Linked DNA regions of Homo sapiens: regions 2, 3, 4, 5 and 6 are each linked to region 1. Evidence: chromatin contacts called from ENCODE Hi-C or POLR2A ChIA-PET data. All regions are on one chromosome and are shown on one strand. The core of a region is the stretch at or near the end of the contact, and the rest is flanking DNA. Distances in the headings are between cores, read along the strand shown. Region 1 holds the start of MIR22HG (MIR22 host gene). Region 2 holds the start of BHLHA9 (basic helix-loop-helix family member a9). Region 3 overlaps SMG6 (SMG6 nonsense mediated mRNA decay factor). Region 4 holds the start of SMG6-AS1 (SMG6 antisense RNA 1). Region 5 overlaps YWHAE (tyrosine 3-monooxygenase/tryptophan 5-monooxygenase activation protein epsilon). Region 6 holds the start of YWHAE (tyrosine 3-monooxygenase/tryptophan 5-monooxygenase activation protein epsilon).

Evidence for each region. A loop is a pair of places that touch in the nucleus more often than their neighbours do. ChIA-PET counts read pairs that join two places held with the same protein, here RNA polymerase II (POLR2A). Pooled maps may share reads with other maps.
Region 2: a map of heart right ventricle shows a loop between it and region 1 (4-fold over the local background). The contact joins the promoter of BHLHA9 here to the promoter of MIR22HG in region 1. A Hi-C loop is called at or near these places in 3 of 168 maps with a recorded cell type or tissue (PC-9, chondrocyte and heart right ventricle), 1 of 37 single-sample maps with no recorded cell type and 11 of 50 pooled maps. POLR2A ChIA-PET finds 5 or more read pairs at or near these places in 3 of 52 experiments (MCF 10A, PC-9 and activated naive CD8-positive, alpha-beta T cell).
Region 3: a loop to region 1 is called in a pooled map, with 7 times the contacts of the local background. The contact joins the enhancer-like site here to the promoter of MIR22HG in region 1. A Hi-C loop is called at or near these places in 3 of 37 single-sample maps with no recorded cell type and 3 of 50 pooled maps. POLR2A ChIA-PET finds 5 or more read pairs at or near these places in 1 of 52 experiments (Caco-2).
Region 4: a loop to region 1 is called in a pooled map, with 19 times the contacts of the local background. The contact joins the promoter of SMG6-AS1 here to the promoter of MIR22HG in region 1. A Hi-C loop is called at or near these places in 3 of 37 single-sample maps with no recorded cell type and 8 of 50 pooled maps. POLR2A ChIA-PET finds 5 or more read pairs at or near these places in 1 of 52 experiments (activated B cell).
Region 5: a loop to region 1 is called in a pooled map, with 4 times the contacts of the local background. The contact joins the enhancer-like site here to the promoter of MIR22HG in region 1. A Hi-C loop is called at or near these places in 1 of 37 single-sample maps with no recorded cell type and 3 of 50 pooled maps. POLR2A ChIA-PET finds 5 or more read pairs at or near these places in 1 of 52 experiments (CD4-positive, alpha-beta T cell).
Region 6: a pooled map shows a loop between it and region 1 (9-fold over the local background). The contact joins the promoter of YWHAE here to the promoter of MIR22HG in region 1. A Hi-C loop is called at or near these places in 2 of 37 single-sample maps with no recorded cell type and 10 of 50 pooled maps. POLR2A ChIA-PET finds 5 or more read pairs at or near these places in 8 of 52 experiments (B cell, Caco-2, H1 and 5 more).

What each region holds. Positions count from the first base shown.
Region 1 is chr17:1,714,208-1,718,323 of GRCh38, forward strand. It overlaps MIR22HG (MIR22 host gene), which reads right to left and starts at 2,003. Exons shown (of 3, transcript NR_028505.2): 1 at 1,923-2,003. It also overlaps a transcript of WDR81 not described here. RefSeq lists an enhancer at 2,150-2,791.
Region 2 is chr17:1,268,406-1,272,521 of GRCh38, forward strand. It overlaps BHLHA9 (basic helix-loop-helix family member a9), which reads left to right and starts at 2,039. Exons shown (of 1, transcript NM_001164405.2): 1 at 2,039-3,410. The coding sequence starts at 2,159. The coding sequence ends at 2,866. RefSeq lists enhancers at 1-33, 34-836, 2,441-3,191 and a silencer at 1-124.
Region 3 is chr17:2,136,737-2,140,852 of GRCh38, forward strand. The region is part of intron 13 of SMG6 (SMG6 nonsense mediated mRNA decay factor); the gene reads right to left. Among named protein-coding and RNA genes, the nearest start is that of SMG6-AS1, 49 kb to the left of the region's middle. RefSeq lists enhancers at 688-737, 2,283-2,482 and a silencer at 1,663-1,862. Within about 2 kb of position 1,720, at least 15 of the 41 ENCODE cell types and tissues checked have a DNase peak (open chromatin) inside an H3K27ac peak, as active enhancers do.
Region 4 is chr17:2,087,527-2,091,642 of GRCh38, forward strand. It overlaps SMG6-AS1 (SMG6 antisense RNA 1), which reads left to right and starts at 2,212. Exons shown (of 2, transcript NR_199038.1): 1 at 2,212-2,243. The region is part of intron 13 of SMG6 (SMG6 nonsense mediated mRNA decay factor); the gene reads right to left. RefSeq lists enhancers at 413-462, 1,824-2,003, 2,014-2,113, 2,134-2,233, 2,264-2,343.
Region 5 is chr17:1,363,260-1,367,375 of GRCh38, forward strand. YWHAE (tyrosine 3-monooxygenase/tryptophan 5-monooxygenase activation protein epsilon) reads right to left here. Exons shown (of 6, transcript NM_006761.5): 2 at 1,600-1,799. Among named protein-coding and RNA genes, the nearest start is that of YWHAE, 35 kb to the right of the region's middle. Within about 2 kb of position 2,377, at least 10 of the 41 ENCODE cell types and tissues checked have a DNase peak (open chromatin) inside an H3K27ac peak, as active enhancers do.
Region 6 is chr17:1,398,001-1,402,116 of GRCh38, forward strand. YWHAE (tyrosine 3-monooxygenase/tryptophan 5-monooxygenase activation protein epsilon) reads right to left here and starts at 2,222. Exons shown (of 6, transcript NM_006761.5): 1 at 2,047-2,222. The coding sequence starts at 2,110. RefSeq lists enhancers at 807-1,444, 1,445-2,082, 2,083-2,720, 3,663-4,116.

The DNA.
Region 1 (4,116 bases), core at 753-3,252:
TTGCTCTTCTTTCCAGAACTGGAGTCTAGAGAAACCCAGTCCTGCTCTCACCCTCCCCTGCCCTAGCGGCCCCTGGGGGCCCAGCCTCCTCAGCATTCAGACAGGGTGGGGCCCGGGACCCTGGACACACCCCACCAGCACGCAGGTACTAGAAGTGTGGTACCTCAGGTCCAGAAATGTGAGTTCAGTGATCAGCCCAACTGACTTGTTCCCAGGGAGTTCAGCTGGAAGGAGAGTTCTGGGGGCCTGGATTGGGGAAGAGTGAGGAAGGGAGGAGGCCTAGCGTTTGAAAGAAGGTCAGCAGAGGCCCCCGGGGCTGTGAGGGGCGGACAGGGGACCACAGGCTGGAGAGGAGGGAGGTATCGGCAGGGTGGCCGGGGCTGTGAGGGGCGGGCAGGGGACCACAGGCTGGAGGGGAGGGAGGTATGGGCAGGGTGGCTGGGCAGCTTCCCCAGGACTCTCAGATGCCAGGCATTCCGCTTGCGCATTCCGGGTACATCTGGTATGAATTCCAGGCTGTCTGCCGGCCCCTCCATGTCTGAACTTTGTTCCAAGTTCCAAGCCCCGCCCCCACAGTTCCAACGCATGAATCAGCAGGAAAAGCCGGGCCCTGCAGCATGGCCCAGGGAGGGGGCTGGGGGCGTGGCAGGCTCGGGGGATGTGAGCTGGGGAGGGCGGGTCCGTGCTGACACTCAGTCCAAGGGCATGGCCCACGCCAGGCTGAGGGGCCAAGGCGGTCTTGCCTTGGAATTTCTATACTCAGAGGGTAAGAAAGATTGGGGGATACGGGGTGCGGTTCAAATTCCGAAACCCTCTTGGGAGGCATGAACTTTGTGTATCTTCCTTCCCCTGGGTGACCAGTCCAACTCCGTCCGACCTTCCTCTGTCTGAGATAGCTCTGTTCAACCCAGAGGACTCAGCAGCTGCTGAGAGTCTGTGCCAAGCAGGTGCCCTTGGCTGCAGGGCGGGGTGGGCCCAGGGCACTGACCCTCTGACCAGCTGCTCCATCAACCCTCTGGCACTCTGACAGCTCCTAGCCCAATCTGACAGCCAGGATGACAGGCCAAAGGAGTTGGAGGCTGGAACCAGGGCCGGAGGGAGGTGGGGGTGACAGCCTCGCCGGAGGCCATGGGGAGGGGCCAAGAGTTGGCCGAGAGGTGGGGAGAGAGGCAGCCCAGTGATGACTAACCCAGGCGCCCCACCCAGCCAGCCGGCTTCCCAGGCAGTCAGGGCCAGGCCTGGGCTAGGGGCCTCACAATCGGACAGGCTGGGGGGAGGTGCAGAGGTGACCTTCTCTCGGCCCAAGACGGCCAGTTAGTCTGGGGAGCGGGGGTTAGAGTTTCCAGGCCCTCCTCTTGCCCTCTTCCCCCCGCCCAACCACGGTGAAACCCTAACCTTTGGGTTGCATAAGGCCCCGGCACCGCCGCCCCCTACTCCTCTCCCCTCCCCCCTTACATAACATCCCCTGGAGAGAACGAGAGGAGGGGCCGGCCCGCCCAGCGACCCCTTCCCTGCCAGGGCGCTGAACTGGCCCTGACCCAGTGAACGCCGGCAGAGGCAAAGCACCTCCTCGCCGCCCGCTCGGGGGGTCCAGACCCTCCCCAGGCTAGATGGCCGGCCCCTGTATCCTCAGACCGGGGGCCGCCGGGTGAGCCGCCCCCGGCCCTCCGGCCCCTCGGCTCTCCCCCCGCCCCCCGCCACTCCGCCAGCCCTTCCGCCACGACTCCCGTCCCAGACTCTTTCCTCGTAGCTCCTGACACACTAACCCGGCCAGTCCAGGCCCCTCTCCCCGAGGCGCCCCTGCCCCCGCCGCCCCTTCTCCTCCCGGAAGGGCTGGGTGTGGCCGCCCGGACCCCACTTTCACCCTCCATCCCGTTACCGCGGCTCCCCGCTGCGTGACCGGGTCGCCAGCTCACACCCACCTGGTGCTGGGTGTGGGGGTTGCTGCACGAGGGGGAGCAAATCACTGCGTCCGCTCCCCACGGCCGGCGGCGCTGTCTCTTCTCGGCACCCAGCACACACCGGCTCCAGGCTCCGATCAGCTGGCGGCGTCGTGACGCACGAGCTGCGAATGCACGGCCCGGGGCCAATCACCGCCCACTGCTGGGCAACGTGGCCCCGCCCACCCGGGGGCCGACGGGGCCTCGCCCTGGTCCCGCCTCTCCGGGCGCCCTGGCTCTGATTGGCAAGGAGGCCACCCTTTTGCCGGGCGGAATTGCACGAAGCCACGCCCACCCACTGAGGAGCCGGCCAATAGACGGACAGGTGTGGCCCAGCCCTCCGCGTCAGCGACCCGCTTAGAAAAGCGCTACGTCAAACGAGAGTCCTAAAGAGCAGGCGAAAGCCACGGCGTCTGCGTTTGCAATGCATGCTGGTCCGTGTAGTTCTCAGCCTGACACCGTCGTTCCCAGAACCCAGCGCGCTCTGTGAGTTGGCATTTTTAAACTGAGCTCGGAATCCAGCCCGGGGAAGTCCTTAAAGGGCGACAGCCCCTCCTTGTTGGAGTCGTGAGTGCTTCTTTTAGACATTCCCCAAACTGACTCGCCGGCCTCTGCGGGACGCTATAGCTCTTTAAGGAAAGGTGGAGCGGACCAAGGAGCAGGAGTGGGCAGAGCGTCAGCCCCCAGGGCAGCAGAGACTGCCGTTGGAGAGCTCTCCAGGGTTTTTGGAGGAGGGAGGGTGCTCGCCTCGCCCAGCCCACTCCTCCTGGGGGCTCTTCCTAACCACAGGAGGCTTTTTTTCTTGGATGTCTCTTCCCAGTCCCAGAAGAGCCCCCAGAGCCTCCCAAGAGGTAGCTTTCTAACAAAAGATTCATAGCACAGTCCTCACCTTAGGGTAGAGGGAGGGCTTCTGGTCAGAAATTAGGGGATGGGCCATGCCAAAGTGCAAAGGGTCAGCAATCGCATCCTCTGATTAACCCCCATTCAGTCCCGCCCTCCAAAGCTCTTCACTGACTCAGGCCTACTTAGGGAAGAGATTCGAAGGTGGAGACCAATGAGCAGGCTGCTCCTTCCCCAGGGGCCAATCAGAGTCTAGATGAGCGGGGGATGGGCAAAAAGTGAAATGAACCCAGTGACTTGGCAAAAGCTGCTGGTCGGCGTTTTTAAAGGGGCAAGCCGGAGACCTGCCCTACCTTATCAATCCCCGCAAGTCCCCCAAAGAGGAACATGTGGACTGAAATCCATGCCTTTTCCTTCAGCTCCAAATAGGGGCTGAGGGTAACTAAGCAGGAATGATGAGGCTGGAGGGTGAGATCCTTCCTTCTGTTAAATACGCACTCCATCAGGTAATTGATAAGGTTCACTTGGAGCTCCAAAATTCTGAGCCTGCGTTCAGGACATTGCGCCTTTAAGGAAACTTCCTGCCTTGCGCCCCAGTAACAGCTGATTGTTGGAAAGTGTGACCTCTGGGGACGAATCAGCTGTTACCACATCCTCCTCCTTGCTTACCCTCCTCCATCCCCTTATCCACTCCCATGGGTGGTGAAGGAAAGAACGTGGGGGATGTGATTGTATGATCTTTCTTTTCCCCCATCACTCCAAGACTGTCTCCCCCAACCCCAACCCCGCTCTGCTCCTTAGTTCTTCAGAGGCTCTGGGCTTGGAAAGAGAGGTATTTCCTGTTAGCACAGTAAATTCAGACTCTGTGGTCTAGACCCTCCCTGGTCTAGGGGAAGGCCAGTACTGGGGAGGTCCAGAATGGTGGCTGGCGCTGGGGAGGGTACAGTGAACCCGAGGACCAAGCCTGGGGAGGAGGAATGGCTATGGGAAGCAAACTTGGGGTTCAGAACGCTGCTTCTCAGGCCAGCCGCCCCCTACTTCCTACTCAAGTTGCCCTATTCCTCCATGGACAGGTGTCTGCTGATGGGATCCTCCTGCTTTTGCCCATTTACTCCACCTCCTTATTTATTTTTTTTTTTTCTGTTTTTGAGACAGAGTCTCGCTCTGTTGCCCAGGCTGGAGTGCAGTGGCGCGATCTCGGCTCACTGCAACCTCCACCTCCCGGGTTCAAGCGATTCTCCTCCTTCAGCCTCCTGAGTAGCTGGGATTACAGGCGTGCGCTACCACTCCCAGCTAATTTTTGTATTTTTAGTAGAGATGGTGTTTTGCCATGTGG
Region 2 (4,116 bases), core at 789-3,288, 450 kb before region 1:
CGCCCGCCCCCGCCCGCCCCCGCCCGGGCCGAGAACTCGCGCTCCCGGGCACGGGCAGGTGCCGCGGAAATGCCGGGCCCGCCGCTCGCTTTGAAGTCGGCCGCGCCCCGCAGCGCCCGGGAGTCCCGGGTTCCAGGAGGGGGCGCCTCTCCCGGGTCCTCGGGGTTCTTCGCGTGGGGCCGTTTCCTGACGTGCGCGGGGAAGGGCGGGAGCGGCCGGGAAACGCCACCGGGAAACGCGCGCTGCGTGGGCATTTTCTTTGCTTTTACTGACCTTTTTTTTTTTTCTGGTTTATTTTTTGTTGTTTTTGAGACGGAGTCTCGCTCTGTCCGCCAGGCTGGAGCGCAGTGGCGGGATCTCGGCTCACTGCAACCTCCGCCTCCCTGGTTCAAGCGATTCTCTGCCTCAGCCTCCCGAGTAGCTGGGACTACAGGCTCCCCGCCACCACGTCCAGCTAATTGTTGTATTTTAGTAGAGACGGGGTTTCACCGTGTTGGCCAGGCTGGTCTTGAACTCCTGACCTCAAGTGATCCGCCCACCTCGGCCTCCCAAAGTACTGGGATTACAGGCGTGAGCCACTGCGCCCGGCCTCTAGCTGTTTTATAATTCGACATATATTGCAGATTTGGGGGACATAGAACCTGGGAAATACAGATGTCCTTAGGATGCTTTCATCCTAGTGGGCAAGGCAGACAATCACAGAAGTAAATACATACACTCTGCTTCCTAATGCCTTATTATTTTCTTTTATGGAGAAATTCACAGTTTGAAATAATGGGGTTATTGGCAATGCTCTTTTGGCGAGATGGATGTGAACCACACACCCATTCCAATGCCATAGGCCTTGGCATCTTAGAGGCATTTGGATTGTGACTGGGAATGAGTGGCCTTCAGGCGCTCCAAATAACTCAGCTGTGGATGCCGGAAATTCTACTGGGGGTCTTTCTTTGGGAATAAACATCATCTTTTTTCTGAGACCCTCTTTCAAATGCAAATCCCTGGGGGAAGAGGACAGAGGCTGCTCATTGAGTTCATAACCTGGCAGGGCTGTGTCACAAGATGGGGCTGCCCGAGGGCTCTGGACCCCAAAGATGCCCCTGATGTGGACCCAGGGCTGCAAAGGGATCTTCCCCGTCACCCTCTGCTGCTGACTCATCCCAGCTCTGCCTGCAGAAGGGGAGTCAAAGGGCAGTGGAGGGAGAGTCAGGCCCAACCAAAACCCGAACCCCAATTGCAGCCAGCCGCCCTCCATAGCTGAAAAAGCCGGAAGCTCTGGGTCAGCTTTACCTGCAGGGCCCTGCGCCTCCCATATGAGTCCTGCCGGGACACTCATGCTTTTCCTCAGTGACATCTCTGTGGTTGCCCACGGGACTTGACAAGAACTTTCAAGGTTTTGTTGTTGTTTTTGTTGTTGTTTTTCTGAGACGGAGTCTCGTTCTGTCTCCCAGGCTAGAGTGCAGTGGTGCGATCTCGGCTCACTGCAACCTCCAGCTCCTGGGCTCAAGCCATTCTCCTGCCTCAGCCTCCCGAGTAACTGGGATTACAGGCGCCTGCCACCACGCCCGGCTAATTTTTGTGTTTTTAGTAGACGGGGTTTTATATACTCTGTTGGCCAGGCTGGTCTCGAACTCCTGAACTCAAGTGATCCGCCCGCCTCGGCCTCCCAAACTGCTGGGATGACAGGCGTGAGCCCCAGTGCCCGGCCCTCTGCCTCTTTTTATTCCTATCAGCTCTCCTGCTAGAAGCCAAACTTAGCACCTTATCTGGGAATGGGGAGGAAGAATGTGGAACCCAGACACCCCACAGCGGCCCCAGAGCTAGGCAGGGCAAGGTCCCCGGGGCAGCGTGGCCGGGCTGCCCGTCTGGTCCCCGCTTACAAGAACCTGCAAGCTTCCCTCCTTGCTTTCCTTCTTCCCCTCGGTTCCTCCCCCGCCGACCTACCTGGAGGCCGATAATAAAGCAGGAGGAGGGAGATGGATGGACGGGAGGGCGGGGCGCCGCGTGGTGCCATAAAGCCCAGCTGGAAGGGGCCTGTCTCGGGAGTGTCCAGCCCCAGGAGCCGGGGACCGTCCGCGTCGCGAGCCGGGCCAAGGCAGTGGGCAGAGGGCAGAGGGCAGAGGGCCGGGGCTGGGGCAGAGGGCGAGTGCCCGGGAAGGCCATGCTGCGGGGCGCGCCAGGACTAGGCCTCACGGCGCGGAAGGGGGCCGAGGACTCTGCGGAGGACTTGGGGGGCCCCTGCCCCGAGCCCGGGGGCGATTCGGGGGTGCTGGGGGCGAACGGCGCTTCCTGCAGCCGGGGCGAGGCGGAGGAGCCGGCGGGCAGGAGGCGCGCGCGGCCGGTGCGGTCCAAGGCGCGGCGCATGGCCGCCAACGTGCGGGAGCGCAAGCGCATCCTAGACTACAACGAGGCCTTCAACGCGCTGCGCCGGGCGCTGCGGCACGACCTGGGCGGCAAGAGGCTCTCCAAGATCGCCACGCTGCGCAGGGCCATCCACCGCATCGCCGCGCTCTCCCTGGTCCTGCGCGCCAGCCCCGCGCCCCGCGGGCCCTGCGGACACCTGGAGTGCCACGGCCCGGCCGCGCGCGGGGACACCGGGGACACAGGCGCCAGCCCCCCGCCGCCTGCAGGGCCCAGCCTCGCGCGCCCAGACGCCGCCCGCCCCTCGGTGCCGTCCGCGCCCCGCTGCGCCTCGTGCCCCCCGCACGCGCCCCTGGCACGGCCCAGTGCGGTGGCCGAGGGGCCGGGCCTAGCACAGGCCTCCGGGGGAAGCTGGCGCCGCTGTCCGGGGGCTTCCTCTGCCGGGCCGCCTCCCTGGCCGCGGGGCTACCTGCGATCCGCCCCCGGGATGGGCCATCCGCGCTCCTGACCGGCCTCGAGGCACCGGCTGGGCTGCAGGGAGGCCGGGCTGGCAGCTGGACTATAAAACCCGGGACTGCAAAGGCGTCTTGGACAGAGCAGAACTGGACCGGCTGAGACCTGGCGTGGAAGAGAAGGAGCTCGCCAGAGAGAAGGAGCTCCGGGACCCGGGGTTGCGCCCCCACATCCCAGCCTGGGGCAGAGAGAAGGAGCTCCGGGGCCTGGGGCTGCGCCCCCACATCCCAGCCTAGGGAGGCAGTTGCCAGAAAGGCTCAGGATCCTGAACTCATCTTGGACTCGAACTCGTCTTGGAATGCCGCCTTCGCACTCCTGCGCCTCCGAGCCCTGTGTGTTCTCGATGCTTTTAGGAGAGTGAGGGCTTTGAGGCAGGAGGTGTGGGAGCGTGGGAATGCGGGTGGGGCCTGCTGTGGTCTCGTGGGCACATGAGTGCGGAGTCCCCTTCCCTGCCTGCGCTGCTGCCCAAGCCTGATCCGGGAGAGGCAGGATCCGGGAGAGGCAGGCAGGGGCAGCAGCCAAATAAAAGGAAAAACTCATTTCTCTCCGATACCACGACTCCAGTGGGCCCCGTGGCCCAGGGTGGCAGGAACGCCTGAGGGCTGGGGGCTCTCCTTGGAATGCTGGGCGGGGCCTAAGGCCCACAGGTAGGCGCCTGGGGGAACTCATTCATGGCAAGACCCCAGGTGTGGCTGAGCACTGTGGGAGCCCAAGGGGAGGAAAGAGACATCCAGAGACCCCTCCTCCCTGAGTCCCCTGGGGTGGAAGAGGATATCAGGAGAGGGGTCACGGGGCCTGGGAGTCTAAGGATGGGGTCAGCCCCGTCTCTGGACCTCCCTGCAGAGCTGCCTGGAAGCAGCCACAGTGAAGGGGGACTCTGGCCAGGTCTCAGGGAAGGAGGCCAAGGGCAGGGCTAGGATTGGGGGCCGGTAAGTCCTGCGTGCATGTACCCCGAGCGACAGGCAGGAAGAGCTCCCAGGGAACCGTGGGCCAGGGCCCCCATAATGAGGGGCCGACTTGGAACCCAGGAAGGATTCTGGGGAGGGGGTTGAGTGAGGGCAGAGGGGCCTCAGGCCAAGCCTGCTGAGCTAGTGAGAGACACAGCCAGCTGCCCCGAGAGTTTTGTCCAGAGAGCTGCCCTGCATCTGAGATGAGCTGGTGTCTGGCCCGGCTCAGGGTAAGGGTCTAATATTGCAAGGGCTGCCTGCTGGGCCAGAGCCCAGAGGTGCTGGGGGAGCGCTGGGC
Region 3 (4,116 bases), core at 470-2,969, 420 kb after region 1:
TTTTTTAGCTTTTTTGTCTAAAGACACCAGAATTTCAATTATCCTTCTTGGTAAGTCCTTACATAAGTTTAGTATGTTCTTTTTATTAAATAAAACACAAGAAAAAACAGGCATGTTCTGCTCCTGAAAGATCAAATTAAGGTCAGGCATGATGGCTCACGCTTGTAATTTCAGCACTTTGGGAGGCCGAGGCAGGAGAATTGCTTGAGCCAGGAGTTCAAGAACAGGCTGGGCAACATGGTGAGACCTCTTCTTTACAAAAAAATAAAATAAAAAAATTAGCTGGGCATGGTGGCACACGCCTGTAGTCCCAGCTACCTTGGAGGCTGAGGTAGGAGGATCGCTACTTGAACCCAGGAGGTGGAGGTTGCAGTGAGCGCAGATCCCGCCGCTGCACTCCAGCCTGGGTGACAGAGTGAGACCCTGACTCAAAAAAAGGATCCAGCTAAAAGAAATGGTTTGAATGCAGGTTACTAACCACGGAACGCTTCTTGGTACAGGTTACTACTACCACACTAATAGGTAGACAGGAGAAAAGCAACTCTCCAGAAGGGAGTACCAAAAGTGGTGATATACGGAGAAATGTTTTTCCAGCTCAAAAGAAACACACTAGAACAAACACCCTAACCTTGATGACCCCCACAGGCTGCTATTCAGGTGCTCATGTTTTCGATGTGAGCCAAAGTGTCATTCCTTAAAAAACTCCTTGATGTGACTCCAAGAAATGGTGTGACAGTACTCGCTGCAGATTCGCTTACAGGCACGCCAGCAGGACCTTTCACATGCAAATGGGCTTACTCATCACAGCTGTCAGGGTTCTCGGGGAGGAGTTTAAAAGAAAAGGCAACACTTCCCTCTCAGTGAACTGAGGAGTGTGGCTGACCCTGATTAAGTGAGAATGAAGGGATAAAAGACACCTGGAGAATGACCCCAGCAAGCAGAAAGCGCCATGGGACTAGGTCTTGAGAGAACTTGATGGGAATTGAAAGTCTTTGGCTCTATAGATTCTCTGATTCAGTCAGCCCACCTTGATTGGTTTTGGCACATCCCCCACCCGCAAGCTGGCTTAGATATTCATGGACCTTAGTACAGAATCCAAATGTCCTCTGTATCTCCAAGTCAGATCTTCCTTGTCTTTACAGCAGGAGTGCCTGTCAACCATGTCATTCAGCTAGGCCTCACTGGCTCTTCCTCACACAGCCCTCATAAGACATGAGCACCACACTAGACACTTGGGGATGGCGGTTGGAGAGTAGTATCACGGAGCTCACAATCGAATTGTCCAGTGTGTAGTCTTAAAGGCAGATGCAGACAGAAAGAGCTGAGCGATGGCCCAGAACTGTGTCCACACCTGGAAAATGCCTTTGGTGTTGTTATATCACAACATGGAAATACAGTTATTTAGTAGGAGGCAGGAAAAAAAAAACACCCTGGAATTTCAGAAAGAAGAAAAAAAATATACGGTAAAGGTAGGCAGTGGCTGGGATTAGTGAAAATGACAGTGAAAGCTTTAGATTTTTTCAAATGTAAAGGTTAGGGAAATGAGAACTGGATACTCAAACACTCCAAGATAAAGAAGCCTGTCCCCCATCTACAGGAAGTTTATCCCTGACATCTAAATAGTCATGTTTTAAAATCAACAAGTTTGCTGGTTCTCAGCTGCCACTAACCAGAACCCCCAGTGGCTGTGGCCTACAGTGTAGACAGACTGTGCCCAGCCAGACTAAATGAAGACATATAACCGGAAGTCAGCCACCAGCCTGACCCCTCCCAGTTTCAGGAGGAGACTGAGCAAAACACTATCCAGCTACAGGAGTAGTAGACCAGATGCTTTAACCCTAGCAGCATGGGGTACAAAGGACCCCACATATGAATCAGCAGATTCAGAGAGTAAGTGGTCTATGACCCAAGGAAACTCTAAGAATAAGAATGGAAACTTACCAGCAAGGTCAGCAGGACTTTTGGTTTCCCCCACCTCTCTCCCTCCCTGTCCACTGCAGTTACATATTCATGTCCACAGTCACATATTTTTAAAATTTGATATAATTATCTCCTAGAAATTACTGTATGTAGCCTCTTGGGATCTAAAGCAATTAAGTGAAGATAAATGTATTTCATAGAGCAAGCTGTCAAAGGATAAAGCAATTTCATTCCCCATTTGAAGTGGAGGCTTGGGTCATGCATGGTTTATTTGAAACAAAGCCATCACCTAAAGCTGCTGATCTTATCTCTAACTCTGTTCTCCATTCCAAACTGCTGGAGATGTGTAGCGTGGCACTGCCTGAAGTTATGACATCTGGCTCAAGGCCAGCAGAACAAGCCAGCTCCTCTTCTAGGTTTCAAGCATAAGAGGACGAAAGTCATATTAAAAGACAGTAACTATACAGGTGAAGTCTGTTAAACCCTAAAAAAGGGAGATGTTTCCAGGGTATTGGGAGTGACTACAGAGGCATCTAACAATGGGGAAGTTGTGCAAGAAAAGGCAGAAGAAACAGCCCCCAAATGGGGTAGGTAAAATAAATGCCAAGGAACCAGATTTTTCTCTTCTGGGAGACACCAAACCAAACAGTGAGGCCTATTTCACCAAACAGCCTAAGAGATGGAAAGCACGCCAGACTGACAATCAAGAGCTCAGGGTTCTAGTACTATAAGACCGTGTGAAACTTATGGAAAAGTGCCTGCTTTTTTCTTTTTTTTTTTTTTGAGATGGAGTCTCACTCTGTCACCCAGGCTGGAGTGCAGTGGCGCGATCTCAGCTCACTGCACCCTTGGCCTCCCGGCATCAAGCGATTCTCCAGCCTCAACTTCCCAAGGAGCTGGGATCACAGGCGTGCGCCACCATGCCTGGCTAATTTTGTATTTTTAGTAGAGACGGGGTTTCGCCATGTTGGCCAGGCTGGTCTTGAACTCCTGACCGCAAGTGATCTGTCTGCCTTGGTTCCCAAAGTGCTGGGACTACAGGTGTGAGCCACTGTGCCAAGACATTTAACAAACAAATTTTTTTTTTGAGATGGAGTTTCGCTCTGTCACCCAGGCTGGAGTGCAGTGGTGTGATCTTGGCTCACTGTCACCTCTACCTCCTGAGTTTGAGCGATTCTCCTGCCTCAGCCTCCCAAGTAGCTGGGATTACAGGCGCATGCCACCATACCCGGCTAATTTTTGTATTTTTAGTAGAGATGGGATTTCACCATGTTGCCCAGGCTGCTCTCGAATTCCTGAGCTCATGTGATCCTCCCACCTCAGCCTCCCAAAGTGCTGGGATTACAGGCGTGAGCCACCACGCCCAGCTGGGAAACTGCCTGTTAACTAATTTTTTTTAAACTGTTAAGGGGCACTTTATTTTTGAGACAGGGTCTCACTCTGTCACCCATGCTGGAGTGCAGTAGTGAGACCTCGGCTCACTGCAACCTCCGCCTCCCAGGCTCCAGTGATCCTCCCACCTCAAACTCCCAAGTAGCTGGGACCACAGGCATGTGCAACCATGCCCAACTAGTTTTTGTACTTTTAGTAGAGATGGGGTTTTGCCATGCTGCCTAAGCTGGTCTCCTGATATCAAGTGATCTGCATGCCTCAGCCTCCCAAAGTGCTGGGGTTACAGGCGTAAGCCACTGCACCTGGCCTGACACTTTATTTTTTTAAATTCTTCATATCCAGGCCGGGTACGATGGCTCACACCTGTAATCCCAATACTTTGGGAGGCCAAGGTGGGTGGATCCTGAGGTCAGGAGATCAAGACCATCCTGGCTAGCATGGTGAAATCCTGTCTCTACTAAAAATGCAAAAAAATCAGCCGGGTGTGGTAGCACGCACCTGTTGTCCCAGCTACTTGGGAGGCTGAGGCAGGAGAATCGCTTGAACCTGGGAGGCGGAGGTTGCAGTGAGCCGAGATTGCACCACTGCACTCCAGCCTGGGTGACAGAGTGAGATTCCATCTCAAAAAAAAAAAAAAAAATTCTTCATATCCACATTGTATTCATTTTTATAACATGCAGTCAATGCAATATTTAGAAAGTAGTATTCAATTAAAAAAAAAAGCCATTGAAGCTGTCTTTAGGTGAAATCCATGCATGTCAGACCTTGTCTGAGCACTGCTTTTTACAGAAGCCTTGACAAACT
Region 4 (4,116 bases), core at 962-3,461, 370 kb after region 1:
TGAGAGGTTGATGTAGAAGGTTCTCGGCTACCCAGAAGGGCTTAGAAAAAGTTCAGCCCCTTGAGCTTGGGGTGCCTGGTCCTGGGCTTGCCTCCGTGAAGGAGAAGGGAAGCTTGTCTTGGCCCAGGGCAGGTAAGCCTGGTTCCATTGCGTGTATTCAAACATGTGATGAGGAAGGCTAGAAATACAGAAGCAGGGGCTAAAAGGCATTAAAGAACAGAGCCGAAATGAGTAATAGCCTGGCAGGCAGCACGCACAGTGGCCTCCCTGCATCTCCAGCCTCTCACTTGCATAGGAAACTTCTGCATTTCCACAAGACTGCCAGTTTCCTCTCTGTGGTCTAATTTTAACCACCTTGTCGTTACAGTGTGTGTCAGCCACCTGACCCCACTATGACCTCTGACCTTACGCCCCAGCTACTGCTTGCACTATGGAGAATTATGTAATGGGTCCAGGATTTTCCTTCTTGGTGTGAGGCTGCTGCCACTGAATGGAGAGGAGAGGGGAGCTAAGGAGTGAGAAGAGGACAGAGGAAAAGCTTGCAATTGTCCTTGGCCTCACCTGGACGATGAGAGGTACACTGGCACCCCTGCTAAGTGTGCAGAGGAAACCTGCCCAGGACAGGAGTGTGCCACGGACACATGCACAGACAGGCGGGCAGGAGTGTTGCTGCTGCTAGAGCACGGGCTACATGGTATGCTGCGTGGCTAAGAAAGCATGGTTTCTGGCCGACAGGGAGAAAAGCCACATGTGTGGATGTGGGACTCCTGGAGATGGGGATTTCCAGGGCACAGCAGGACCCAGGGATGTGGACATCCTGAGGCCACCTGCAGCACTTCCTTACAGGGTCTGTGGGAATTGCCTATTCCATGGACACAAGCAACGAGGAGTAGCCCTCTCCCAGTTTTCATTTCCGCCCCATTTAGAAGGAAATTGGTTTCCTTGGGGATTGTGTCTGTCATAGCTATTAGTTCCTTCTCTAGGACAAGGACAACTGCTGGCTGATATGCAAAAGGCTGTGATCTACTGGGGTCTCTGACCTGGTGTTAACAGGCCTGGAAAGGATTCTACCTGTTTGGAGAGAGAAAGGTTGTCTGTCTTTTGGAAGAGTACCCTGTCCTTTGCAATCCAAGCAGCAGGGAGGATGGTCAAAGCTGTGTAAAGTGTACTGTGGGAGTGAGAAGTGCACAGTCTGAGCTCTTTAGTAGATGGAGAAACTGAGAGGCAGAATGTCCAGGGCTTGCCCAGAGGCACAGAGAAACCTTCTGTCTGTAGCTCACTGGCCTGTCTGCAAAAGCATTCTGTCTTAACTTGGGGGGAATAAGCCCACTGGGGAGAGGACCACCGCTCTCTTGATGCTGGAGTTCTGTAGGAGACTTACGGGAATATTCTCCTAGACAAAGCCTCCAGCACTTGAGTCAGGGAAAAAGCAACACAAGACAGTTTAAATACAGTTAATAAGAGACTTCATAATGAAAGAAGCCTTTCAAACCACTGACAAAAAGCCAATTCCAAGATGATCTTTGCTTGGTCTAGGAGGACTTCCTGGTAGGAGAGGGGTTAAAGCTGGACTCCCTGCTTGGAGAGGAAGGACTCCAGATGAAGTCTGTGACATCATCCCCACAGTTAACTCTGCTCGTGAGCACATTTTTCCACTCTATATCAATGAAAACCAGAGAATGTAAGTGGCATGTATATCGCAGCTCTGGGGGCAAACTCTGGATCCTCCAGAGGAGAAAGAGCTGGGCGGGAGAGGCTCCCTTCCTGGGCTACATTAGCACGTGGGGCTGGACTGGGGATAGAGGCGACTAAAAGGGCCGCCAGCCAGGGAACACCCTGGGGAGCCTACGGACCTCTCCTCTGCGGTGTACCTTCTCAGTCACAGTCCTGACCCTTCTGGAGGGAGATGCACTGTGTAGGCGATTGTCAAGAATTCCCAAGTTAATTGACAAAATATCACATACAAATCATTTCAATCAGCTTGGGAAAGAAAACTGGGGCTTTAGGTCAGGGAAGAGCTGAAAGAAAGCCCCTTTCCCTTCCCCTGAAGATTGTCGGAGGCAGCTTACCACTGCAGCAGGAACTGAAACCTTTAGCTTTAGGGCTCCAGTTATCACTCTAATCAAGTCCACACGCAAAGAACCAAGCAGAAAGGAAAACTGAAAGTGAGATGTGGAGAGGCGATACCGGAGGCTGTTCTCTCCTAGGCTCAGTTCCTTAGAGAGAGATAATGTAAGCATCGGGTAAGTAGGGGCTGGAGCCAAGGGGAGCGAGGAACAAAGGAGAAAACCTCTAGGTCAAGAGAGTAGACTGGGTTACTGTTCTGGGGTATTTAAGGTGGAGAGGTGGAGAAGTAAAGAAAAATGGTGTTTCTTGACTGGGCACGGTAGCTCACGAATGTCATGTCAGCACTTTGGGAGGCCAAGGTGGGCAGATCACCTGAGGTCAGGAGTTCAAGACCAGCCTGGACAACATGGTGAAACCCCATCTCTACTAAAAATACAAAAATCAGCCGGGTGTGGTAGTACATGTGGTAGTCCCAGCTACTAGGGAGGCTGAGGCAGGAGAATCGCTTGAATCTGGGAGGTGGAGGTTGCAGTGAGCCGAGATTGCACCACCGCACTCCAGCCCAGGCAACAAGGCGAGACTCTGTCTCAAAAAAAAAAAAAAAAAAAAGGAAAGAAGAAAAAATGGTGTTCTCTGAAAACTGGTGACTCTTCACAGCCACTCGGTAGGGAACAAGCACAGTGTGGGTAGAGATGCCCGGCGGGGGAGGGGGGTTGGGGAGAGAAAACGAGCTATATGCTGCTTTATGAAGGTAGGGAGGGTAAGAGAGAACGGGAACTAAGCACCAGGTATCACATACTCATGTGCTCTGAGTTGCAAGACTTAACACCTCAGGGCAGCCCCGGGGAAGGGAGAAAACCTCCAAATCTAGCCAGGGAATATGAGGAAGGGCTGGAGAGCCAGGACCCTGGATGCAAGCTCTAGGGAGTGAGGGACTCGCTCTATCGTTACCTGGTCCCCGTTTTCTCCAAACAGGCTTCTTGGAAGGCACAACCATGGTTACTAGTCATTTTGCAAAATTTCTTTTTCTGAATTTTTGGTTTGGAGAAATCGGAGTTTAAACTTGTACTATCAGCCAGTTCTTTTTTCTAGTCTTAACAGTCCAGCTTGCTACTGCTCCTCTGGTTAAAGAGAACAATCACACGGGTTTCCCCCCACAAACTCAAGTTTACAGGTTGTTTTTCTTGTTTCTCTAAATGGAGCCAATTATTCTCACATTTGTTGAAACCTTCAATCAAACTTTATAGCTTGTTAATTTTACAGAATGTCCTTAGAGCAAATAAGATGCAGACAGGAACATGAAGTCTTTCTGAGATTATTAAGAAACCTTAAAATAGCCTACAAATCCAACACCAAGGCTGGTAAAATACAGGCTGCTTGGCTGGCTTCTGAGGTCAATTAGCAATGGGTTAATTATCATCTTTAATGAGCCAAACCTCCAGGATTGGCCACAAGAAATTTAACTCAGACTAATGTGTTTTCACAAACTGGGAACCTCTAGTTATGCACTACTCACCCTCAGAGGAAACTGAAGGGTGGGAAGCTCAATTCTGTAGCAGCCAAGGGTGGGCCAGCCTACGAAGGGGTCTGCCAATGGAAGTTCAGACACAAGAAATAAAAAATACCACACAGGGAATCCTCTGGAGCTGGGAGGACAGAGGAAATGGTTTATTCACATTCCTAGGGGGAGGGGCCTCCTGGCAGGAAGCAGACTCCAGAAGGCAGGAGCGAAACTGGCCACAAGGATGCACAGTCAGTCTGAAGACACAGGCAGTAGCTTAGGATGGGGAGACAGACATTCACAGCCTACTTGAGTCAGAAGAAGTTGGTATGAAATTGAGAAAGAGGCTCATGGGTCAGAGAGGAGGGAAAGAAAGAACCTGTGCAGGGGCTGAATGATAAGGGGGACAGAGTGAGAAAAAGCACACATCCTTGGACCAGATGCATCTCCTGACAACCTCGGAGCATACTGTCCAAGGGATCAATTCAAACAGTATTTCACTCTTTCCCTACCCCTGCTATAGCTGGGCCTCTTTCTATGTAAAGCGT
Region 5 (4,116 bases), core at 1,127-3,626, 350 kb before region 1:
TTTTACTTTTTCTTTCTTTGATTCAGAGTTTCCCTCTTGTTGCCAAGGCTGGATGGAGTGCAGTGGCTCGACGTTGGCTCATTGCAACCTCCACCTCCTGGGTTCAAGCGATTCTCCTGTCTCAGCCTCCCGAGTAGCTGGGATTACAGGTGCCCGCCACCATGCCTGGCTAATTTTTGTATTTTTAGTGGAGACGGGGTTTCACCATGTCGGTCAGGCTGCTCTCGAACTCCTCACCTCAGGTACCTGCCCGCCTTGGCCTCCCAAAGTGCTGGGATTACAGGCATGAGCCACCACGGAAGGCCCCAGCTCACAACTTTCTATGTGACCTCAGGTATGTCAAACACCCAAAACCCTGGTTTGTGCATTCATAGTTGGGATAATACCTCCCCCTTCCAGTGCCATTTTAAAGATTTCATGTACTACCTTGCACAAATACATGTAACAAAAATATTTCTCTACTCAGGACAGTGCCCAGTACAGCTGGCGAGTCAGTAACTGTGGTTCCCCCACCCTTCCCTCCCCCAACCAACCTCACTTTCCACCTGCCCTGTAATTCTCTTCCCTGTTCTTTCCTGTATTTACGTGCCTGTCTCTTCTACTAGAATCGGTTACTCAACAGCAGCACTCCCGACAGTTTGTTGTGGGGCCCGTGCTGTGCCCAGTAGAATGGTTAGCAGCACCCCAGTCCCCACCCCACTAGATGCTAGGAACACCCTCCAGAAGTTGTGACAATCAAAAGTATTTCTAGACATTGTTAAACGTTCTCTGAAGTACAAAAGCACCTCTAATTGAAAACTGCTGCATTACAGTGATGGCTGTCCAACTTTTTTTTAACAAGACCTACAATAAGAAACATTTTATATATGTATATACACCCACAGTAAGTAAAATAACTTCATTAAATAATCCTCAGGGAAAAAAAAAGAGGAATCAGACAAATTAACCCAATATATTGGTTTTTGGGTGCTTTTTTTTTTTTTTAGATGGAGTCTCGCGCTCTGTCACCCAGGCTGGAGTGCAGCAGTGCGATCTCGGCTCACCGCAAGCTCCGCCTCCCGGATTCACACCATTCTCCTGCCTCAGCCTCCCGAGTAGCTGGGACCACAGGCTCCCGCCACCACGCCCAGCTAATGTTTTGTATTTTTAGTAGAGACGGGGTTTCACCATGTTAGCCAGGATGGTCTCGATCTCCTGACCTCGTGATCCGCCCACCTCAGCCTCCCAAAGTGCTGGGATTACAGGCCTGAGCCACCGCGCCTGGCCAACCCACCATATTTTTTTAAAAAACAGTCATCATTTTGCTTGAAAATACAATAGTTCCCCCTTATCCAAGAGGGATCCATTGAGACCTGCCAGTGGATGTGATGAAACCATGGAAAATACCAAACCTGATACAGACTATGTTTTGTCCTCATGCATAGCCACGGGTAAGTTTAACTTATAAACCAGGCACAAAGATCAATATCAGAAACATTATAACATACTGTAATACAAGTTATATGAATGTAGTCTCCTTTTCTCTCAAAATCTTAAGTGTACCGTCCTACAGGTAACTCAAACTGTGGATAAGGGGGGATGATGGCACAACAATCTCACCATTTGCCGATATTCCCGAATCATTTTTAGCTTGTCTTCTCCTCCCTTGTTTTCTTCTTTCTGTTCAATGCTGCTGATTATTCTCCAGGAGGCTCTTCTAGCTCCAATCACATTCTTATATGCAACAGATAGGAGGTTTCTTTCTTCAACTGTCAGCTCCACATCCATCCCTGCTACTTTCTTCATTGACTCCACCATTTCTGTATGGGAAAAGGAAAAGTCAGACCTTACAAATTTGAAGTTTTCTTAACATATTCCTTTCAAAGTAGTTTTTTTCTGTCAAGCTACTGCGAAAAAAACATTTTAACAAAAATAATTTCATAATCATCAAAACTAATATGAGTAAAAAGCCAAAAACATGTAAAGGAAACCAAACTAAGAGCCAATACAAAGACTCCAGAAGGTAGTTAGGTGGAGTGAGAAAGACTTCATATACTATCTAATATAATTTAGTGTGGTCTGAAAGCACCTCTCATTAAATAAGGTAATTAGGCACACCTAACTATTTTCCAGCAAAAAAAAATGAGCTGTCAGTTTAAGAGAAAGATTAAGAATTTACAGGTTCTAAAATGTATTGTCTCACAAATAAATAGTATTTCCAAAAATACAAAAGGAAGGGGAATTTGTTCATACAGCAAAAATATACGGAGTATATGGTTGGCCACCAACAGACTTTGGATGTTTTCTATCCTTCCTCGTATGAAGCTCCTTCATTGGTAAAACTTCTGATGATTCCTACTTGTTACCACTAGGTGGCGAGCAAAGAAAGGGGCCCAGAAAAGCCTTGGCATCTACCGCAAGCATAGGGAAACACAACGGCGTGTGAATGCAAAGCGCCACAAACAGCACAAGAAATAGTAACTGAATAAATACATTAATAAAAACTTATTTTTGATGCCATATTACCATGTGGCTCTCCAACATTACCCACGTTTCAATCTTTGGTGATGAGACTCAAGAATCTGCATTTTAGGGCCAGGAGTAAGTGGCTCATACCCCTAGCACTTTGAGAGCTGAGGCAGGAGAATCACTCGAGCTCAGGAGTTCGAGACCCTGTCTCTAAAAAATAAAAACAGAGGCTGGGCACAGTGGCTCATGCCTGTAAATCCCAGCACTTTGGCAGGCCGAGGTGGCACATCACCAGGTCAAGAGATAAAGACTATCCTGGCCAACATGGTGAAACACTGTCTCTACTAAAAATACAAAAATTAGCTGGGCGTGGTGATGCACGCCTGTAGTCCCAGGTACTCTAGAGACTGAGACAGGAGAATCGCTTGAACCCAGAAGGTGGAGATTGCAGTGAGCCAAGATCATGCCGCTGCACTCCAGCCCAGCAACAGAGACTCCACCTCAAAAAAAAAAAAATAGAATAAATAAAATAAAAATAAAAATAAAAATAGGCTGGATGTAGTGGCTCATGCATATAATCCCAGAACTGTGGGAGGCCAAGGTGGGCAGATCATTTGAGGTCACGAATTCAAGGCCAGCCTGGCCAACGTGGTGAAACGGTCTCTACTAAAAATACAAAAATTAGCTGCGTTTGGTGGTGCGCGCCTGTAATTACAGCTACTTGGGAAGCTGAGGCAGCAGAATTGCTTGAACCCAGGAGGCAGAGATTGCAACTGAGATCGCCCCACTGTATGCCACCTGGGGCAACAGAGCAGACTCCATCTCAAAAAAAACCAAAAGAAAGAATCTGCATTTAAATAAGCATCCTTAGCTTTCATTAACACCCTAAGCATAAGCATACCTTAACTAATAGGTATGAAAGAGATGGTGACTTCATAAAACACTACTAAATTGGACGGGCACGGTGGATCACACCTGTAATCTCAGCACTTTGGGAGGCCAAGGTGGGTGGATCGCCTGAGGTCAGGAGTTCGAGACCAGCCTGGCCAACATGGTGAAACCCGTCTCTACTAAAAATACAAAAATTAGCTGGGCATGGTGGTGCACGCTTGTAATCCCAGCTACCAGGAAGGCTGAGGCAGGAGAACTGCTTGAACCTGGGAGGCAGAGGTTGCAGTGAGCTGAGATTGCACCACTGCATTCCAGCCTGGGTGACAGAGTGAGACTCCGTTTCAAAAAAAAACACAAAACAAAAACCAAAACACTATTAAATTAAGGGGAGTGTGCCTAATGTATCCAGGAAAATATGTTTCAAAAATTAATCCTTTCGGGAATATAAAAAAAATTAAGCCATATTTTGTAAAGTCTCTTCGAAAAATATTCGGCAATGTTTTAATAAACATGTACCATATGACTCAGCAATCCCAATTCTATGCATCATCCAGAAGAAAAATAATCTTTACAAAGACTTTTACACACTCACTCACAGCAACTCTATTCATAATAGCCAAAAAGTGGAAACCCCTCAAATGTGCATCCAGAGGGGAAATGTATAAGCACACTGATGTTCACATATGTAAGATGGGATACCACTCAAAAATAAAGAATTAACTGTCCATGCACAGTGGCTCACATCTGTAATCCCAGCATTTGGGGAGGCCAAGACAG
Region 6 (4,116 bases), core at 972-3,471, 320 kb before region 1:
TATAATTATCACTAACCTGTACTTTATTTGGAAACTACAATCACAAGCTTTCAAATCAGTTTTTTAAAGGAGCTTTCAAAAAGAAAAAGACCTTTCCTCACATCCTTTCTAGTTATCACAGCAAGTTTACTTAAAAAGCCCCAATACCCACAAAATAGAAAGCATTCAAGTACAATTTGTTTCCTCCCAAGAACACTAACAGATTAAGAGGGGAACATCTGGAGATGAGGGGGCGGAGGAGGAGACTTCCAATACAAGCACATTCATATCTCTTTGATTTTTAAACACTGAAATAAAGACAAAGCAGACCTTGAGCTGTACTTCCCCATCTTATCCCCCCCCCCAACAGGAACCTTGTTGAATACAAATAGCAATTTAAGAATTTACAAGACGAAATTTAGTTCACTATATTTCCTAAATATGAGTTCTAGAGGCCTTGTCTTATTTTCAAATCCCTGAATCTTATTTCTGATGATAAGGGGGACTAACCCTGAGGTTATTCACATGACTAAATCCGCATTTCGAGGAAAGCAAGGGCCCTAACATTTTGAAATATAGGTATTTTAATTAGGAAAAAAATCTAAGAATCAAAGATACTTGATTCCAACCATGTCTCACCCCACCCTACCACGCAAAAGCATTAAAACCACAGGACCCACAGACATGACCTTTCGTTTAATACTACAGTATCGCACAATTATAAATGTGTGGGTATTTCAAAAGGTGGTCCAAAAGGTGGACTGGGAGAGAGGATTAAGAATAAACTTCCTGACAATGACTGGACAGACACAATGGACATTCGATGAAGTTCTGAAAAAGGACTGGAGAACCCATTAGGGGCAAAAGAACAACGAACAAAGAGGACCTACTAATATTTCTACATAAACCCATTTATTTAAAACGGAAAAAAAGAAAGCAACAGGATCTTCAACCTTCATAACTCAAAAAACCCAGCCTCAGCCGAGCGCCTGGAATAGGTTAAGATCCCCCACGAAGTACAGACCAGCATTCCGAGCCTGCAGAGTCAACCAAAATACAGTTACTGAACACTATTGGAAATAACTTTATTTCAACAGGTCTTCCCATTTGTCATCACGGTGCGCACAAACTGTAAAGTCATCGTTTTTACAAACGGGGGGACGGAGGCTCGGGCTCTACAAAGGCTCGAACTCTCAGAGTCGTGGCCTCCTGGTTCTATCCATCAGAACCCACGGGTGATGGAGCCAGAGAAAGGTTACAGGAACTTCGAGATCTCCTGTTTTAAGTCTGAGGAAAGGGAGGGAGTGAGGATTTTCTGGGCCTCCCCAGAAGACGACGAGGAGGAAAAGCCCCGAAACCCCTCACTACGAGGTGCCGGCCTACGGGAAAGAAACCCGATCGCAGCATGGGAGCCTGCCACCGCCCGAAGACGAACTGCAGTGATTCCCACTCACCCCTCTCCCCCCACCATCATCCACGACTGTCCCCCACCTCAGGCCTGAGGAAGCCCATCGCTCTCAAAGGTCCTCCTTTGTGAGACTCCACGGCCGCCGCCCCACACGGGGCCTCCGGGGAAAAGCCACCGCCCCCACCCGCCATATTTCCCTGAAAGGCGCCCGCGCTACAGCTCCCGGTCTTCGCTCTCTCCCATGTGGCGGGTGCTGCTTCCCCCGTCACCCCACCCAATTGTTCTCCACATCCCAAGGCCGTCCCAGAAGCTCCCATGAGGGTGGCTCGTTCGGAGACAGCACCCGCCATCTCCTCCCCCTCCCCCGCCCCGGGACTCGCCCTCCCCCCAGCCGCCATTTTACAACCAACTCCTCCACCCCGTCGCCCCGGCCTCCCGGCCCGCGAGTTGTTTGCAGTTAAGGACGGCGAAGGGGTCACATTCCAGGGCATAGAGCCTCCCATCGCCCCGGGAGCTCCCAGGCCATTTCCTGCTTCCCGAACCCAAGCCCCCGGGCCAGGCTCGCAGACGATGCCGCCATTTTGTCTCCTGTTCCCGGCCTCTGTGGGCGGCGGCAGAGGGTCCGAGAATTCCAGCCCCCCGTTGCCCCCCCAACTCACCGTCGTATCGCTCAGCCTGCTCGGCCAGCTTCGCCTGGTACACCAGATCCTCTCGATCATCCATAGCGGCAGCGGCTCCGGCAGGGTCTGCGCGACGGATGGAAGCGGATAGTGTCTCCGACTCTCTCAGCCTCTCGCTCCGCGTCCGGGCAGCAAAAATGGCGGCGCCTCAATCCGGGACTTCCGCCTGCGCACGCGGACAACTGCTCAGCTCTATGGCAACCGCTCCCTGGCAACTGGCGCGGGGGGCGGGTCCTGGAACTCGGCGCCCGAAGCGGCTGGAACGAGCGCACGAGACGCCTCTCCTCTGTCGGCTCAGCGGGCGCCGGAGCCCAGAGGCGGGAACTGCGACTGCCGAAAGGGAGCGGCCCCCGGGGAACGAGAAGGGCTGAGGCGGGGCCGGCCGGGACTGCTCCTGAAAAAAGCCAGCGAGAGACCTGGGTCAGACCGGGGCCCGAGGCCCGACCTGCGGAAAAGAACGACGGAGGCTGTAACGGTTTCTGTCATGGCAGGTCTTCTTTCCCGAAATCTGAGGCTGTCACTACCGCGCCCTGGTTTTCTTTTCTTTTTTCTTTTTTCTTTTTTCTTTTTGAGACGGAGTTTCCCTCTTGTTCCCCAGGCTGGAGTGCAGTGGTGCGATCTCGGGTTACCACAACGTCCGCCTTCCCGGGTTCAAGTGATTCTGCTGCCTCAGCCTCTCGAGTAGCTGGGATTTCAGGCCCCCGCCACCACCCCCAGCTTTTGTATTTTTAATAGAGATGGGGTTTCACCATGTTGGCCAGGCTGGTCTCGAACTCCCGACCTCAGATGATCCGCCCCCCCTCGGCCTCCCAAAGCGCTGGGATTCCAGGGGTGAGCCACCGCGCCCAGCCCACGTCCTAGTTTTCTCGGCCAAGCCTGGTCATGGGCCTTTTTCAGACACTTTTAGACTCAGGGTAACGAACCGGGCCCTGGCCGGGCGCGGCGGCTCATGCCTGTCATCCCAGCACTTTGGGAGGCCAAGGCGGGAGGATCACAAGGTCAGGAGTTCGAGACCAGCCTGGCCAATATAGTGAAACCCCGTCTCTACTAAAAATACAAAAAATTAGCTTGGCATGGTGGTGCATGCCTGTCATCCCAGCTACTCAGGAGGCTGAGGCAGGAGAATCTCTTGAACCCGGGAGGCGGAGGTTACAGTGAGCCGAGATCCTCCCATTGCACTCCAGCCCAGGCGACAGTGTGAGACTGTGTTTCAAAAGAAAAATTATATATATATACAAAAATTAGCTGGGCGTGGTGGTGCATGCCTGTAATCCCAGCTACTCCAGAGGCTGAGGCAGGAGAATCGCTTGAACCCGGGAGTGGGAGGGTGCAGTGAACCGAGAGCACACCATTGCACTCCAGCCTGGGCAACAAGAGCACAACTCTGTCTCAAAACAAAGAAAAAGAAAAAAAACGAACTGGGCCCTGTTACAGTTGTCAGGGACAGGGGAGCTCCAGTTTTCACGCCTCAACTTTCCCCTCACACTGATCTTTGTCTTCTCCTGTTTAACCTTTTTCCCTCCCTAGGCCCACTATGAATAGGAGCAGGGAATTTGTTAGATGAGGGTGGTGTGGAGTACATGGTACAGAAGAGTTGGACCAAGATCAAATAAAGATTGTGGAGGCAGGAATAACTCAGTGAACATTGCTTCAGCTTCTGGCGCTTGGGAGGCCCATGCGGAAGGATGACTTGAGCCCAGCCTGGGCAACATAGCGAGACTCCATGTCTATAAAAACGTTTTTTTTTTTTTTTATTTGAGTCGGCATCTCGCTCTGTTGCCCAGGCTGGAGTGCAGTGTCGTGATCTCGGCTCACTGCAACCTCCACCTCCCGGGTTGAAGCAATTCTCCTGCTTCAGCCTCCCAAGTAGCTGAGACTACGGGCACATGCCACCACACCCGGCCAATTTTTTGTATTTTTAATAGAGACGGGGTTTCACCATGTTAGCCAGGGTGGCCTCGATCTCCTGACCTCGTGATCTGCCCACCTCGGCCTCCCAAAGTGCTGGGATGACAGGCCTGAGCCATATCTTAGCAGTTTCAGAGGCTG